2 separate regions of the Homo sapiens genome follow, and region 2 is linked to region 1. The links are chromatin contacts, found by Hi-C in ENCODE. All regions are on one chromosome and are shown on one strand. The core of a region is the stretch at or near the end of the contact, and the rest is flanking DNA. Distances in the headings are between cores, read along the strand shown.

Region 1 (6,161 bases), core at 1,117-3,616:
AATCCTCCTGCGCACCCGATCTCGCGTAGTCCGAGGGTCCGACCCCTCCAACCCCTCCAGGGTAGGGGGCAAGGAAGGGCCGGTGTGCCAGGGAATTCGGTCGCACCCCTCCCTGCCCAAGGAGGCCCAGGAGCTCCCTCGGGCCGAGCTCTGCAGGGAAGTGAATGCCCCATCTGCTGCAGGGACCCCCATCAGGAGGACCCGAATCCCAGGGACCCGCACCCGCGACGCGGTAGTGGGAGTCAAGACCCGGCGGCTGCACCCCCGACGGCTTGGCCGCATGGGAGCAAAGCCCTCGGTGCCTCAAGGCGCCAGTCTGGGCTTTTGAGCGTTGCGGGAGGTAACAGGAGAGTTCGCCGGATTTTAACACAATCCCACTCTACATCTTCAGAACAGGGTGGCCGCAAAGTCCCTTACCCCTCTTACCCGTCTCTGCTCCCACCCGCCTCACCAACCCGCCGGAGCAGAGCTCGTAATCAAAGGCACTTTCCCCGGGCGCCCAGTCGGCGTCGGACTTCGAGGGCAGCGTGCGCAGCGAAGCCGGGCTGAGGGGCGATCAGCCCGCTGGGGACCCTGGAAACCCGCCGCCCTGCGGAGAGTAGCTCGGGACAGTTCCACCGCTCCGCCCAGTCAACTAAAGTGGAAGCCTGATGTCGGCCTGCAGGGCCAGAGATGCCCTCCGGAGCTGGGCCAAACCTGGGTGCCCCTAAGTGGCTGGAGGGGTGGCTGGGTGGACAGCGCGAAAGACCCCGCTCAGGGGGCCCCCTCCTGGCTTGGGACGGTAGAGGGGTCCCGCGGGGTGGCGGCGGAGGCAGGGGAGGTGGCGGCGGGGCGGGAGGTGCGGACGGTGCGCGCGTCGCTGCGAGCTGGAGCCCCTAGGGGCCCGCCACACACACTCGCACCCCTCCCCCTCCCGGCCTTCCTCCCACCCGCTCGCCGCGACCCCCTCCCCAACCCCCTCCCCTCCCCCCGCCTCCGCCCCATTCTTGGAATTGTGTGGAAAAATTCTCAGCCAAACCTCCCACCTCTCCTCTCCCCCCACCCACCCCCTTTAAAAAACCCCTTTCCTCCCCGGCCCCTGCACTCTTTGTGAATGAGGGCAGGGAACACGGCCCTTCCCCCGCCCAGGAGCCACGCCAGACCGCCGCACTCAGAGGACTGTTTGTTAATAGTCCAATTAGATAATTGCCATCTTTCACTCCTTTTGCTCCGCATTTCCCATAAAGGAATGAATGGGGAGAGCGGCGTGGAGAGGGCTTCTGCCCCGGCAAGGTGACGAGAAGGGCTGGAGCATGCTCCTTGCACAAGGCCATGCGCTTGAATTGAATCATTGTAGCCTAATCAATGCTCTTATTGGATTACTGGCTGTTGCTTTTCTCAAAGATATTGTAGCAGAGACAATGAAATAGCTAGGGGAAAACTTTTTTTTTTTTTTTTTGAAGCAGATCTCACAGTTGAGATTTCTCGGCCGTCTCTCCCTCTCCCCCTCTCTCTCCTGCTGGACTCTGAGTACAAAGCTGCCCTTTGAATGGGCTGCCTCAGGGCTGCTGGAGGTGCAGGCATGAAAAAATCCAACTGGAACTAAATGAAGAGAGGTGGCAGTTTAAGATGGCTGTCTGCGTCGAGGTGTGTTAAGAAGGAGTTGTTTAGGGGAAAATCTTGGCTTTTTTAGAGTGCAAGGGAGATACTTTTTGGGAAAACTTTCTCCCCCCGCTCTGTCCCCCATCCCCCACTCCCAGACAACTGCTTTCTTCTGCCGCAGGGTGCGCAGGGTTTTTTTTTTCTCCCCCCACACCCCCCCGCCGCCCAACCCTCATTCAGCTCTATCTGGCGAGTGTGGAGAAAACCCCTCTAGCCAGTATGTGAGCAGGAGGGTCAAAGGCAAAAGGAAAGTTAATAATGCCTGCTAATGGTACTAACAATTCAGGATGAATCTTGTCAAAAGTTTTTCTGGAAGTGTGGGTCTTTGATTGTGTGTTTCCTGAAAGCAAGACCAATCATTTCCGTTTATTCACTGGCTAAACCCCTACTTGATTGGGGACAAGGACAGAAACCATCCATTACGATCTGATATATTATCCAAACAATTTAGTGTATTCATGAGGTAACCGAAACGTGGGGGCTGCGAAATTACCCGTAATCAATTGCAACAGCGAGTGTGCGTCCCCCCGGGTGTCGGACAACTACAACTCGCCGTCTCAGAAACAGGCGGGAGCCGCAGCATTTCGGAGTTGCGCTGTTCGCTACCTGATCGCCAGGCTGGGGACACTGGACGTGCTCAGAGGACGCGGGTGCTGACGAGGCGGCCTCGCCGCAGCTCCACCAGGATCCTGGACCAGACTGGCCGCCTCTCGGCGAGCGCGCCACTCTCCCGTCGCCGCTGACCCGCGCGCGGCCGCCGAAGCCTCCCCGCGGGGACATTCATTCTTGCCCCTTGCCTGTCGCCGGGCCGGGCGTACGGGCCGCGTTGTCGGGGGTTTTGTCCCCTTTTTCCTCTTTTTTTTTTCCTTCTCCGCCCCCCCCCCTTTTTTTTTTTTTTGCTTTTTTTTTCCTTTCTGTTTTTGTTGTTGTTCTTGCCTATGTTCGGGAAACCAGACAAAATGGACGTTCGATGCCACTCGGACGCCGAGGCTGCCCGGGTCTCGAAGAACGCGCACAAGGAGAGTCGGGAGAGCAAGGGCGCGGAGGGGAACCTCCCAGCCGCCTTCCTCAAGGAGCCGCAGGGCGCCTTCTCAGCGTCGGGCGCTGCTGAGGATTGTAACAAAAGTAAATCCAATTCCGCAGCGGACCCGGATTACTGCCGCCGGATCCTGGTCCGAGGTAGGGATGGGCAGGGCTGCCAGGCGCGTTCTTTGGGGTCGACTCCGGGGCCGGAGCTGCGCGCTGCCGCCGACACAGGCCGGTGGGAAGGAGTGCCGGCTGGGACTTGGGAGAAAGTTGTTGGCCCTCCCCGCCCCGAGTCCGGCTGGGGACAAGCGCCTGGGACTCTCCGGTGCGCTCTCCAGGGGCCTCGGCCCTCCACGCCCGGAGGGGCCCCGCTGACCGGGCTGCGGGGGGAGATGAGGGGCTGCGCGGGTGCGGCCGGGCATCGGGCTGCGGCCTCCGACCCGGGAAAGGAGCAGAAAACTCCGGGAGGAGGTGTGCGCGCTCCAAGGGCCGGACGACCTGCCGGGAGCCGGCCAGGGGACTCCCGCGCTCTGGAGGGCTGAGCGCACCCAAGGGGGAACGCGAGCCCCGGAGAACAGCTGCCGATCGCGGGCTACGGCCCTGCCAGTTAGTGCACTGGGCCGAGGACCCCACGGCCGCGATCGGTGCCCGACCGCTGCCGCCGGGAGAGGCAGCTGGGCTTGGTTACGGAGCCGCGGTTGCCGCTTTGGTGCTCTGCTCTGCCGCTCTCGGATGGCGCGGCGTGCACTTAGCCCCGGCGGCGGAGGCTGCGAGGCCGGGCCCCGGCCCGGCGCCGCCCCAGCCAGCAGCAGATCTCCGGGCCCGGCCGGCCCCGACTCAGTCCCTCCTCCTTCCGCCGCGCGGACTCCGGAGGGAAGGAGACTCGAGGGTGGGGGTGGGGACGTCTGGATCACGGTCTGGTCGGCAAGCCCAGAGCTGGGGCCCGCAGGACCCGGGCGGGGCGACAAGGGTACCCTCAGGCTACAGGGGACCCGGAAGGCTCAGCCGAGGCCCCCCCAGGCCGGAAGAAACGTCCGCCTATGTGGAATTGATTGGATTTTTTTCTCTCCCCTGTCTGGAGGACTCTACAAAAAGACAAAGTGTGGTCCCTCCTTCGGTCAGCGGTATGGAGTTAGGCCCCTTGCCCTCCACACAGTGTCTTTGCTACCTGGTTGTGGTCGCGCTCCGCACCCCGCCCCCCATCCCCAAAACTGCACGCTTCTGGGGACTGTGTCCCCAAATCCAGCTCGGGCCAAGGAGGTGGAGGGGGACGGGAGGGTTCTGGCGGCTGACATCTCCCCTTCCCCAGATGCCAAGGGGTCCATCCGAGAGATCATCCTGCCCAAGGGCCTGGACTTGGACCGGCCTAAGAGGACGCGCACGTCCTTCACCGCGGAGCAGCTCTATCGGCTGGAGATGGAGTTCCAGCGCTGCCAGTACGTGGTGGGCCGCGAGAGGACCGAGCTCGCCCGGCAGCTTAACCTCTCCGAGACCCAGGTACCCGGCGACCAGGCCGCACACAGTTCTGCACCAGCCTTCCTCCCCACCACCCCTACCTAGCCTGCTCTTCACCTCCTAACCTGCTCTGGACAGAACTACCCTTGGGAGGTGGAGGAGATGGGAAGGATGGGTAAGACAGGCCTAAGGATTCCTTCCCCTAGATAATACATCCTTTCCCCCCACCATTCCTGCCATCCCCAAATCCTCCAGGGCCCATGTTTTATCCACCTTGGCCTAGGCCCAGAAGGCCCCAAATCCTGTCCTTTTGGAATTTTTATTGTCCCCCGGTTTTGAGCATTTCCTTCGAGCTTCTGCTCTACAAAGAACTGACTTTTGCCCTTGTTTGGGGTACCCCATTTTGGCTAGATTTCTAGGCCCCACCCCTTGTGGGCCCACCCAGCTGTACTCAGCGTCCAGGCCCATTCTACAGGAGTGAGGCTAGATCTAACACCCCCTGCCCCAGCACCATGGGTGATTCCCAGGAATTAGGTGTACGCCCTCCTGGAGATCTGCCTGTGCAGATCAGGCTGCCCTGACCCTTAAAGGAAGGCTTTCCCCATTCTGAGCTGGCCCCAGCCCTGAGCACCTAGGAGACCCTGTCTTCTGGGCCAGTGATGTGTGAGGTGTGTGATGGGAAGGAGATCTAGGACCCAGAAGCCAGTACTGCTGATTGTGCTTTAGATCTTTCCCTTTACATTAAATCCATATGATGCCCCTTGGAGCTGGCCATGTGGGCTCTGGGCCCAGGAGAGGACCCAAGAACTTGCCAAGTGGCATGTCACCAGCTTGGCCTAGCTACGGCAGCCTTCTTTCTGAAGACTGATCCTTTTCCCCATGCCCAACCCTGAAGCAGGTGGAGAGCATTTTAGGTCCGGGATCTGGGCTGAAAGCTGAGGACTGACAGAACAGATAGGGGTGTTCTTTTTGAGTTTGAGTTGGTATGGTAGCTTTTTCTATTCTCTCTGCTACTACTCCTCTTAGTTTATAAAATCTAGATAGGATAGTCTTTGCCTATTGCTGCAAAACTCTTCTGGGCCACTGCTAGGCCTGCAGAGGGGCAGAAGAATGAGAGGGGAGGTTAGTGGGGAATATTCAATCCACCTCAGCCTCCTGACTTTCTCCCATGATTCCAAGTTCATGACTCAGACCAGTGGAGAGATAAACTAAGAGTATCACCAGACCCTTCAATGCAGCTATCTGGTGAGAAGAGGTGCAGAAATCTCGGTCTACATAAAGTCTCCCGCACATATTATTCTCCTGCAGCCACTTTCCCTGCTTGCTGCTAGCTAATGGTCACGTCTTAAGCAGGAAATGGTCCTTTGTAGCCTTCACCAGGAGTAGTGCTTCTAGGACTAAATCCGAGCGCATTGGGCCAGGGGCCTGGGTCCAGAAAGGCTGGGCAATACTCCCTCCCCGCCTCTCTTCCCACTTCCCTCTTCCTTCTTCCCTCTTCCTTCACCGCACCCGCACCCTAGGGCCTCACACCCTCCACCGGAAATTCCGGCTTTGGGACTGCACTGATTCACACATCTGTGAGCCCCAAACACCGCTGCGGGGTAGCGCGGAAGCCAGTGAAACCCTTTCCGGTCTTCCTTCGAGTTCCTGCCGTGGGCATTTTATTACTTTGTTCTGTGTAAGCGGCGCCTGCCTGGGCCTGCTTCCCTGACCCGGAAGCGCAGCCCGGTGGAGCAGCTGTGTCCCCCTCGTGGCGGCGCCAGCTCCCCCAGCAGCGCCCCGGCCCGGACCCCTCCGGCTGCTGGGTGGGGCTGCGGATAGGGCTGGGACTTGGGGAGAGCCCCGGAGCCGCGCGCCCCGGGAGCTCGCTTCCTTTGACGCTGGTCTTCCCTGCCCCTCTCTCCAACTCTCCCCGCACCCCGGCGCGCAGGTGAAGGTCTGGTTCCAGAACCGGCGCACCAAGCAGAAGAAGGACCAGGGCAAGGACTCGGAGCTACGCTCGGTGGTGTCGGAGACCGCGGCCACGTGCAGCGTGCTAC
Region 2 (6,161 bases), core at 1,150-3,649, 400 kb before region 1:
TATTGCCCCTCCGGAAAAGTATAGAGGCGGGGCGAGTCGTTGAAGCCCGATCGGGACAGAAATCTGGCCGGCGGGTGTGCTTGGCTACAGCCGCTGCTGCCTCTCGCGAACTGGGCTCCGGGGCTCCCGGCTCCCGAGAACTAGAAGAGAAACGCGAGCGAAGGGATCGAAACCCGGGGGGTTACCGACTTGCAGACACCGCCAGGACAGTCTGTAACGCAGGAAGATCCCAGCGGCTCCGGGTCTGGTGAGGGGACCATAAGCATGACTGATAGCGAATGAGGAAGGGCAGCCCTAAACTTTTCAAGCAAAGCCTCAGAGTTTTGGGTTCACTCATTAGCATAGGAAATCGATTCACCGAAAACCCAAACAAAGAAAAACAAGCCGACAGTCCAGGCAGGATGCAGGCAAATCCAGTTCGGGATTAAGGGTAAAAGGCTTTTTGGGTTTTTTTTCCTTTGGTTTGATTTTTTAAAATATGGGGAGGGGGGTGACATCTACCCGATTCTAGGCTCCGGCAGGAACGCAATGGGTTAATGAATGGACAAGCCGCGGAGTATTGATCGGCTGCCGCCGGAGGTAGGTCTTTTACTGACTCCAATCCGTAAACTAATTACTCCTTTTTCTGAAGTTTTAACTCTCCTCCTCCCACCCCGTACCCAGAGAAAAACAAACAAATAAAAAATATCGCAAGAAATGAAAACACACGAACAGATATTTCCCTCTAAGACAGTTTCCTGACCAGGTTCTTTTTTTTTTTTTTTAAAGAAAGAAAGAAAAACAAAAACCAGACCGAACCTGCCTTCCCGCTGTGGCTGCTCGGCGCCCCAATTAAGCAGGTCGCGGCGAGAGCGCCAAGCCCTGGAGCTTTCCTCCCGCACGGGTTCCCGCCCCTCCCCAGGCCTCCGAAAAGCAGGAAAGAAAAAACAAATCCCATACTTTTCTCCCGGGGCGCGAGGATCCTCTCGCCTCCAGAAGAGGGTGGAAGACTAAGAAGCCGCGGGTCTGGACTGAAGGGGCGCAAAGTGGGTGGTGAACAGGGTCGAACGCAGTCGAAAGCAAGCCTGGCGGCCGAGTCCTGTCCGCGCCCCTCGGAGCCAGGACGGTTGGGGGCATTGCCGAGGGTACCAGGAGCCTGGGGATCCCGCGGGCTCTGGGCTCCGCGGCGCCGGGCACGCACAGCCCAGCCTGCTCTGATTCGAGCGCACTGGGGGACAACTTCTCCGTTCGCACCCCTTCCCAAAGGGTCAAGCGGCCCGCAGGCCATCACTCCAAACCAGTCGTAGCTTCGGAGACTGGGGATCGACACCACGCCCGGCCCCGCGCCGCCTAGTTTCCCAACAGGGCGCGCTGGCCCGCGAGCCGGAGGAACCTCCGCCCAGGCCTTGCCAAGCGCCCACCCGGAGCAGGCCGGGGGCAGTGAAGGATGCGGCGGGAGCGGCGCGCTGCAGTTCCGCGACGTGGCACGTACCTTGGAAGCGATGACCCAGATATCGGTAGCGGTGGATGAGCCAGGGGTAGAAGGTGGACGGATCCCGCTGCTGCGAGGCGAATAGGGGGTGTGGCGAGTGCGAGGAGGGTAGGGGGTGGGCGGCCAGGGCGTGCGGCGGCGGCACCGGGTGCACTGGCACGGCGGGGTTGGGCGGGTGCGAGACCGCCTCGGCGAACACCAAGTCCGGGTTGGAGTAGACGCCCCTACCGGCGGCGGCGGCGGCGGCCGAGTGGAAGCCGTTGAGGAACGGATTTATGGGGCTGGAGTTAGCGTAGCTGAGTGCCGCGGGACGGATGGGGTCCTCGGAGCGCGAGGCGGGCAGGGGACTGTCCTTGGCCACCAGCGACTCGATGGTGAAGCAGCGCTTGGGCGCCGGCTGGAACATGCTGCGCCGAGGAGCGGGCGCCCTGGGCTCCCAGCTCCTGGCGACCGCCGCACGCTGCCTCCGCCGCCCGCTGCCCGCGGCGAGGACGGACGAGAATTGGGGACTCGTTTGTTTGGGGTGGGGGTGGGGGTGGGGGGAAGGAAAGGAAGAAAGAAAGGAAAGGAAAGGAAAAAGGAAAGGAGGGGGGAGGGAGAGGGAGAGGCAAAGCCGAGGATCCCGAGAATCTTGCACCAAACGCGCCCAACCTGAAGAGAGGGGGGAAAATCCTTCCAGAAGAATTTGCAGGCGTGGATTGGGGTAATTTTTTTTCTTTTTTTTTCTTTTTTTTTCTTTTTTTTTTTTTTTTTTTTTTTTGGCGAGATGGCGTGGGGGGATCGGAGTTAGAGGCAGGGAGGAGAAGGGGGGAAAGTTCTCGGGGGAGGCAAAAAAAAAAAAAAGTTTTTTCTCCTCTGCAAAAGGCGGGCAGGGCGCCCTAAGTCCAAGGACAATCCATGGAAGTGTTCGCTTCTTCACAAGTTGTGCAAACGATTTGTTAGTTCATGAGCCTAATTAGTGCGGGGATCACATAAACAGCTTCCTCCGAAGCCTGGTAAATGGCTTGATGATTGGTCGCTATTACTCGCCCTGAGGTGGAAGGGGGGAGACTCTTTAAAGTGCGTCAGAGGGAGGTGAGCGCCTGGGAACCCGGAGGCCTGGATCCGGGCCGAGAGTGGAACGGAGTCGGCGCCGCCGCCTCGGCTGAGCCTTCTGCCGCCCACCGGGCGGCCGGGCTTCTCCGCGCCTTCGCCCCTCGCTCCCAGCTCACTCGCTCCTGCGGCGCCCGCTGCGGCTTCTCCTCCTCCTTCGCCTCCTCCTCTTCCTCCAGTTTCTTCTTCTCCTCCTCCTCCTCTTCTTCCTCCTCCTCCTCTTCTTCCTCCTCCTCTTTCCCCACCTACTCCCCCTCAGCCACCGCCTCCTCCTCCACCAGCACCACTCCCTCCGGGGCACCCCGGTCCCTGCAGAGTCCCTGGCCGGCGCCGCCTCCGCTGCGGCCCCCTGAATCCCGAGCCTGCCTCGCCCAAGCTGGTAGGACAGAAGGACAGACAGATTCCTCTAGCCTAGCGCTCCGCCGCTGCTGCCTTACGCGGCCCCGCGTCGGGAGAACTGGGATCGCCCCAAGAGCACCGCGAGGGTAAGCGGGCAGGGGCTGGTTCCCGGGCTAAAGGCGCCGTTCGGTTATACCAATCCCCACACTTAGCAAAACTCCCAGCGGTTTCCTAGGCCAGGAGGGATCCTGGAGTGAGGGGTACGGGGTCCTCCCACCCCATCAACCACGCTTAGCCTCGAGGTCCCAGGGTCGGTGCGTTCGCGATTCTTGACCCGGCTCGTTCGTTTGCGAGTTGAGACCGGGAGCTGCCGACCCCGCCGGAGCAGTGGGCTTCCAACTCTCTCCCTCTCTCGCCCCACGGTCTCTAGCGTTTTCTGTCTGGGAGGGTGCTCACCTCCTTCCCCAAAACAATTCCTTCTGGAATATCTGGGACCGGCAGTCCAAGGTCAGGGGAGAGCCCGATATGGTGCTACTGTACTATTAAGGTTCCGTCGTAATTATTTTTGTCAGTGTGGTCAATGTTATTATTATTATAGATGATATTATTTTATTATTATTATTTCTATTATTATTATTATGCCATCTGTTGTCCCGGGGTTGGTGGGGGGGTGGTGGTTGCTGTGCAAACCCAGTGCAACTAACGACTACGGATCGCATCTCCGGTCCCGGGCCGTGTCCGCATTTTCGAGCTCGCCTTCGGTTTTGGGATGATTTTAGGACCGAGTTCCCTCGTCCCCATTGGCTCGCGCGGCGGCATAATTATGATCACATCCCCAGGCTGCTGGCGCTGCTCTCTGTTTATTGGTGGTTAAAGATCTATTATCTATTCATCAGCCGCCTCTTTTTTCCTTTTTTTCCTTTTGCCAATTACATTCTTCTAAAGTGAAGTACCAGCAGGTATTTTGCACGTTTACAATTAATGATAAAAAAAAATTCTAGCGTCGTTTAAAACTATTACTCCCAGGCCCCTGTCATTTCTCCTAAGAACGCAGAATTGCCTGTGTTTGGTGACTAGGTTGCCGTGAAACCTGGGAAGCCGATGGCAATGGGAGGAGAAGAGTGAAGTCCACCGTGAGCCAGGCTGCACTGCCACCAGATGCATAGTTGAGGGGACAGGTCTCAGGACGAGCTACCTGCTTCCTCCCTTGGTTTCATCTGGTGTATATTTATGTTTGTGTCAATTACTCCTTTATTCCAGATATAATGTTGTGTTGGGGCAAGTGTCCAAAAACCTCTTTTGGGAAACCAGGCAAGAGAGGAGTTGGGAGCAGTGTTTTCCGGGGTTGTCAGGGCACCAGACAGATTCGTGAGGAACTGGCAGAGATCATCTTTGTTGCCCCCACCCCACACCTTCCCAGGGAACACACATACACATCTTCACAGATGAGACAGGTGTGCGCCTCAGCTTTGCCCTCACAGTGGGAGACACCTGCCTTTCCCTTAGGCTTCGAAGTTCTGGGCTGGGGTCCTAGCCCAGTATTGTCCCTCTGTCAGTTCCAGGTGGCTTTGCTTTCTCCTCCTCCCCTTTTTCCAGGCCCAAAGATTCTGGGCTTTGGATCCAGCCCTTGGGGTAGGGGTGCACTTAAAGATGCACCTCCCTTGGGCCTGGACCACTGTCCCCCAAAATATTGTCTACAGTTTGGAAATCCCTCTCTCAATTAGGCTGTGAGGTTACAGGCCTCTCCTCTAACCCCAGCTAGGCCAGCAGGGAGCCTGAAGACATGGCAGAGGGGGGAGGTCTTTTGGCTGTGCCCAGCCAGTAAGCTTAGGGTGGAGCTAGAGGTCCGCCCTCAGGTTTTTGAGGCTGGAAACAAACACTCAGCTTAGGCAGACTGTGCATCCTGAATCCTGGCAAGCAGGAGAGTGCACCTTTCATGCAAACTTCAGAAGGAGGACTGGAGGGCCAGATTCTGGCAGTGCCCTCAGGCCAGACCCTCCAAACTCAGCCTGAGACTCAGAGGTTGCAAACTGGAGCCACTGAAACTCCACCCTTAGTGATCTTGGATGGGGGCATAAAAGTCATTGACCTTTAGGGCAACAGGTATCCAGTCTGTCTGGGAGATTGGGTGAGACCCAGATGGTTTGTGATGTATAAGGGTGATGGGTGCCTTCCCTCTTTTAAAACTTGCAGCCCTGGGCGCTAAGGTGCAATCATTATTCCCTTAACCAGGACAGTGTTGGGCTGGAGATGGGACCCCTCAGCCTTCTGCCCCAGGCAGGGACATCTGGCTGCAGTAGAGGGGTAGAGTGCTCCACAGTCCCACTTCAGTCAGTCGGCATCCTCTGCAGGCTACCTGCCTTTTATAAACTGCCCTTCTGTGGCCAGGTTTGCCCCAGGGGCTCTAGCTAGCCAACACGTAGGCAGGGGTAAAGGGGCAGCAGGATCTGAGATCTGGTGTCCCCCTTCCTGAAGGAACCAGGATATGCTAGTTCCTCTGCTCCAAGTGCTGCTAGACCCGAGCTGCACTCCAGCCCCTTGAAGGAGAAGCAGGTTTCCAGTGAGTCGGGCAGTTCAGAACCCCAGAAGCTGGGTAATCTATGCTAATTCATGCATGGGTAATCTATGCTAATTCCCGGGGCCAGAAGGGCCCGGGAAGGTTCGCGGGGTCTGGCCCCGATGTGCAGGGAAATTAACTAGGATAGTAACTCATTAACCAGACTGGCCAGTGGAGTCGTGCCAGGGCACTGGGCACTGTGGTCTGGACTGGACCCTAAGCTCCTAGATGGCGCAGCTGCCCTGCCACTCAACTTTACTTGTGGATTTAGGCCTTGCAGAATACAGCCACCTTTGTTCCTTAGCTGCCCAAGGAGTGGGTGTTTGGTTAAGTAGCCCTGCGTGGAGTGGGAGATGTGGGGATTTCTGAGGCTCCAGCTTAGAGCAAGGGGCTTCCTCCCTCTGCCCCATGTGTGCCCCAAGCCACTGCTGCCTCTTGGGCTCTGTAGACTGAGGAATCTACCTTTCCAGGTAGCTGGACTAGCAGACACATTCAAACGTTCTAATTCCGAATCTGTCACTGAATGACCTTGGGCAACACAGAAACCTCCCCACCTCATTTTGTCATATGTAAAAATACAGCCAATGCTGTCTGGGAGGCAGTGGGGAGTAGCAGTGGGCTTGTTTTGGAGAAAGATAGAACTATCCTACTTCCTGATTGTGGTGGTATTTACATGACTCTATGTGTTTTTCAAAACTCACA

The links. A loop is a pair of places that touch in the nucleus more often than their neighbours do. Pooled maps may share reads with other maps.
Region 2: a pooled map shows a loop between it and region 1 (11-fold over the local background). The contact joins the promoter of EMX2 here to the promoter of VAX1 in region 1. A Hi-C loop is called at or near these places in 1 of 168 maps with a recorded cell type or tissue (naive thymus-derived CD4-positive, alpha-beta T cell), 27 of 37 single-sample maps with no recorded cell type and 13 of 50 pooled maps.

The regions. Positions count from the first base shown.
Region 1 is chr10:117,134,475-117,140,635 of GRCh38, reverse strand. VAX1 (ventral anterior homeobox 1) reads left to right here and starts at 2,366. Exons shown (of 3, transcript NM_001112704.2): 1 at 2,366-2,820; 2 at 3,977-4,164; 3 at 6,053-6,161. The coding sequence starts at 2,580. RefSeq lists enhancers at 1-196, 197-783.
Region 2 is chr10:117,538,984-117,545,144 of GRCh38, reverse strand. EMX2 (empty spiracles homeobox 2) reads right to left here and starts at 2,399. Exons shown (of 3, transcript NM_004098.4): 1 at 1,472-2,399. The coding sequence starts at 1,877. It also overlaps EMX2OS. RefSeq lists enhancers at 1-561, 562-1,184.